Regions from separate parts of the Homo sapiens genome. Here region 1 is linked to region 2. A link is an interaction called in ENCODE POLR2A ChIA-PET data of the cell type or tissue named here. Cell type or tissue: Panc1. All regions are shown on one strand. Region 1 holds the start of MAP4K1-AS1 (MAP4K1 antisense RNA 1). Region 2 overlaps ACTN4 (actinin alpha 4).

What was found. Peaks named below come from ENCODE experiments on the same cell type or tissue, not always from the same donor. Only the 100,000 strongest peaks of a DNase experiment are listed, where the experiment ranks them.
Region 1: POLR2A ChIA-PET joins it to region 2 with 15 read pairs; 3 of 35 experiments call an interaction of 5 or more read pairs at or near these places.

Annotation. Positions count from the first base shown.
Region 1 is chr19:38,594,962-38,597,461 of GRCh38, forward strand. MAP4K1 (mitogen-activated protein kinase kinase kinase kinase 1) reads right to left here. Exons shown (of 31, transcript NM_001042600.3): 24 at 2,365-2,423; 25 at 2,073-2,176; 26 at 1,351-1,525; 27 at 978-1,040; 28 at 679-768; 29 at 524-594. MAP4K1-AS1 (MAP4K1 antisense RNA 1) reads left to right here and starts at 1,386. Exons shown (of 3, transcript NR_134907.1): 1 at 1,386-1,475; 2 at 2,292-2,434. RefSeq lists an enhancer at 1,773-2,273. In Panc1, no CTCF peak of the experiment used is centred here; DNase peaks (open chromatin) are centred at 1,330 and 1,781; H3K4me3 peaks cover 846 bases.
Region 2 is chr19:38,671,773-38,674,272 of GRCh38, forward strand. All of the region lies in intron 1 of ACTN4 (actinin alpha 4), which reads left to right. Among named protein-coding and RNA genes, the nearest start is that of ACTN4, 25 kb to the left of the region's middle. In Panc1, no CTCF peak of the experiment used is centred here; no DNase peak of the experiment used is centred here; H3K27ac peaks cover 1,680 bases.

The sequences.
Region 1 (2,500 bases), 77 kb before region 2:
TATCTATCTATCTATCTATCTATCTATCTATCTATAAAATAGGCCGGGTGTGGTGGCTGACAGCTGTAATCCCAGCACTTTGGGAGGCCAAGGCGGGTGAATCACCCCAGGTCAAGAGTTCAAGACCATCCAGCCTGATGAACATGGTGAAACCCCGTCTCTACTGAAAATACAAAAATTAGCCAGCTGTGGTGGCGCATGCCTGTAATCCCAGCTACTTGGGAGGCCGAGGCAGGAGAATCGCGTGAACCCGGGAGGTGGAGGTTGCAGTGAGCCGGGATCGCACCACTGCACTCCAGCCTGGGCAACAAGAGTGAAACTCCGTCTTAAATAAATAAATAAATAAAAATAAAATAAAAAATAAATCCTGGGGCAAAGAAGGGGATCTATCTGAACTGAAATTTGGAAGATGTTTCCCCTCCAGGACTTCACACTCTGACTCAGGAGTTCTCGGAGCCCATCTGATGAATGTCATGATGGAGGCTGGGGGGCAGTGATGTGGAGTTTGGATGGAGGGGCTTACCTGATCCGAGCCTAGAGCCCACACCTGCACTCCATGCTTCCAGAAGGCCTGAAGCTGACCTCCAACCATAGCTGGGGAGAAAGCAATGCCCGTTACCCTTGGGGATCACTTGAGTTTCCACCCCTGATCCTGGGCTCTCCCGTCCCTGCACAGACCCACGGCCTCCACCGCTTCGGTCATGGGGATCTCAGGTGTGCGAAGTCCCCGGACTGGGGACCCCTCCGGGGTCACCAGCTTCACAGAGCCTGGAAGGAGATAGACGGTTTTAAGAACTGTGAGCAAGGCTTAGAGGGTTACTAAGGGACCAATCCATAAATTCAGTGTGAAAGCTATGTAGGACAGGGGCAAGGCCCAGAGGGGCTCAGGGGGTTCTGAGAAGCACAAGTTCGGAGGCAGAGATCTAGGGACTGCAGCTGGAGGGGTGGGGAGGAAGGGGAGGAAGGAGGGTTCTCACCATCCATCAACACCATCACCATATCTTCCTCTACCTGGGTCACCTGCACGGGTCCCCTGTGCTCTGTTTGGGGGGAGTGGGTTAAGGATTGACCCCACCCCATTCCCCTTTCCCCACACCACCCCCAGAAGGCCAGTACCTGTGCTTTAGCCACCGCCTCAGTTCACAAGCAAGTGGGCTAAACCCCGCCCACCATCCCGGTCCCACCCCATCATCAATCTCCCCAGTTAACTAAAACCTGCCATTCTCCCTTCTCCGCCCTTCCAGCCCTTTCTCAGTCCCGTAGTGCCTCAGGCTAAGCGAAGCCCCGCCTCCAGCTCCGCCCCTCCGGATCTGATAAGCCCCGCCCTCAGCAAGACTCCGCCCCACTCACCGGTGCTCATCTCGCCCAGCCAGCAAGAGAGCGCGCCAAAGCGCACCGTGTGGAAGAGCACCGACTTCCCCGGCCGCCCGGGGCTCACGCCGATGCACACAGCGGGCAGCTCAGAGCCTGGCCCGGTCAGCAGCGCGAACACGGACAGAGGCGTCGGCAGTGGGAACAGCACCTGCTGCGGGCCGCACAGGGAGGGGCGGGCTAGGGGGTGGTTCAGGACGGGGCCTCAGGGGGCGTGGCTTGTAGCTGGCCTGGGACTTCCGAACCAGGGCCCTAAGTCTTGGGGGATGCCGTCTAGAAATGTCAGGGGATAAGGCCTGGTGCCTCCGCGGGAACGGGGGTCGTGACCTCCGAGTGGGTGTGGCTTCCATGTGGGGGCATGCCACCTTGGCGGCAGACGGGCAGGGCCCCAAAGATAGCAAAACCTGCTTAGACACTCAAAGAGACAGGCTCTAAATGGGCTCTACTAGGACACCCAGGGAGTGGCAGCATTGAGCCTGAGGAATAATTAGGCCCAGGTGTGAGGGGCGGCGCTTAAGGATCAGGATGGCTTCAGAAGGACGAGGCTCCAAGCGCAGACCGCAGGTGGGCGGGGCCTCGGGAGATTGGGGCGGGGCCTCGACGGAGGTGGGGCTTCATGGAGCTCTTGATAGAAGCGCAAAGGGTGCAAGGCCTTAGCCACCCACTCCTCAGAGTTCCCAGCACCCTCCCAAGCCCCTTACCCGGACAAGCAGGAATTTGTTCATGGGCTGGTACCACTGAAGCAGGACAACGGACGTCTCCAATGCACCGCACAGGAACGGGCCCCCAGAGCTCGCACCCTCCGCTGTGGCATGGGCAAGGATGAGTCAAGATCAATGCCCTCTATCCTCCTCGCCACCCACACTACCACCCATCTTCTGGGTTCTGGACACATTGCCTTAACTCTGTAACCTTCTCAGGTGGATGCAGTTCAAGCCCCTCCTCTGGCCTGGCCCCGCCCACTCTCTGCACACCCGTGAAGCTCTCTCTCACCCACACAGCACGCCCGGCAGCCTTTGGTGTCCTGGATCTTGGTGGAAACCATGTTCTTCCTGGAGAATAGGTAGGTGTGAAGGGGGGTAGGACAGCAGGAGGCAGAGGGGCATGGGAGGAATTATAAGGCTGTGTG
Region 2 (2,500 bases):
AGGCAGTCTGTCTGGGAAAAGCCAGGAAGCTCGCCATGAAGGCATCGCCCTCTGCTTTTAACTTTTTTAGGCTCTGTTACCTCTGCACTGGCTTGAGTATTTCCTGGCTCAATTGTTTCTCAGGCTGGCCTTGAGTCCTTAGATGTTATTTGTGTGCCTAGAAATAGCTGGAAGAAAAATGGTTGTAATGCTTTGCATTGCTCACTGCTCTCCATGGATGGAAATTCTGTGAGGGAAAGAGGGCTTTCCACCCAGAAAAAGAGCTGGGCAGCGTAGACTTCATTGTCCTGCTGGCCTGTCATGTTATTCTGCTATACTACAGCGATTAGGATGAGAGAGTTTCTCGCTCTCCCTGGGTGTGCCACCTAAGGTACATTAGGGTAGGGACGAACATGGCGGGAGTTCTCATAGTGGGCTTTCCTGCCAGACGTATGGCCCACACAGCAGTATTTCTTACATGTGGTTCTTTTTTTTTTTTTTTTTTTTGAGACGGAGTCTTTCTCTGTCGCCTAGGCTGGAGTACAGTGGCGTGATATCGGCTTACTGCAACCTCCACCTCCCAGGTTCAAGCAATTCTCCTGCCTCAGCCTCCTGAGTAGCTGGGACCACAGATGCATGCCACCACACCTGGCTAATTTTTGTATTTTTAGTAGAGACGTGGTTTCTCCATGTTGGCCAGGCTGGTCTTGAACTCCTGACCTCAAGTGACCCACTCGCCTTGGCTTCCCAAAGTGTTGGGATTACAGGTGTGAGCTACCACACCCTGCCAAGGTTCTATTATTTGATCTATGTTCTTTGTTTGTTTGTTTGTTTGTTTTGAGATGGAGTTTCGCTCTTGTTGCCCAGGCTGGAGTGTAATGGCACGATCTCGGCTCACCGCAACCTCTGTCTCCCGGGTTCAAGCAATTCTCCTGCCTCAGCCTCCTGAGTAGCTGGGATAACAGGCATGTGCCACCACACCCGGCTAATTTTGTATTTTTAGTAGAGACGGGGTTTCTCCATGTTGGTCAGGCTGGTCTCAAACTCCTGAACTCAAGTGATCCACCTGCCTTGGCCTCCCAAAGTGTTGGGATTACAGGCGTGAGCCACCATGCCCGGCCCCTGTAACCATTTTTAAGTGATTGATCATCTCAGCATGATTGATGGAGATGATGGGGTTGGCCATCCATTCTTTTTTTTTTTTTTTTTTGGAGACAGTCTCACTCTGTCTCCAAGGCTGGAGTGCAGTGGCACAATCTTGGCTCACTACAACCTCTGCCTCCTGGGTTCAAGCGATTCTTCTGCCTCAGCTTCCCAATTAGCTGAGATTACATGCATGCACCACCATGCCTGGCCAGTTTTTGTGTTTTTAATAGAGACAGGGTTTTATCATGTTGGCCAGGCTGGTCTCAAGCCCCTGACCTCAGGTGATCCCCCCACCTCAGCCTCCCAAAGTGCTAGGATTACAGGCATGAGCCACCACACCCGGCCTATTCATCATTTATTGAGCATTTATTTATACCCACTATGTGCCGTAAACAAGGTGCTGAGTAATGAGATGTGAACAGAATAGTCCTTCTTCTTGTCCTCATGGAGCACACAGCCTAGTCGGGGACAATAGGCATTAAAAAATACCAACAATGAAAACCCAAGACATACATAGAGTGTTCCAAATTGTGGTTTTATTTTTTATATATATATATTCATATATATTTATATATATTTATATATATATTCATATATATTTATATATATGAATATATATTTATATATATTCATATATACTTATATATATTTATATATACTTATATATATTTATATATATTCATATATATTTATATATATTCATATATATTCATTTATATTTATATATATTCATATATATTTATATATATTTATATATTTATATATATTATATATATTTATATATTTATATATATTATATATATTTATATATTTATATATTTATATATACTTATATATATTTATATATTTATATATATTTTTATATATATATATTTATATATGTATAATTTTTTTTTTTTTTTTTTTTGTGATGGAGTCTCTATCACCCAGGCTGGAGTGCAGTAGCGTGATCTCAGCTCACTGCAACCTCTGCCTCCCAGGTTCAAGCAATTCTCTGCCTCAGCCTCCTGAGTAGCTGGGATTACAGGTGCCTGCCACCACGTCCGGCTAATTTTTGTATTTTTAGTAGAGATGGGATTTCACCATCTTGGCCAGGCTGGTCTTGAACTCCTGACCTTGTGATCTACCCGCCTCGGCCTCCCAAAGTGCTGGGATTACAGGCGTGAGCCACTGCGCCCGGTGTGATTATTTTTATGAAGGAAAAGACCAGAGTCCTTTAAGAGGGGACAGTGGGGGACTTGCAATAGATTGTGTGGGAGCTGTCAGGGGAGACTTTCCAAGATGATGACAGTGAAGTGAGGCCTGGAGGGAGAGTTAGAGCCAACCTCAGAGAAGGGAACACTGTTCTAGGCAGGAGGACCCAGGGTTGTGGGAA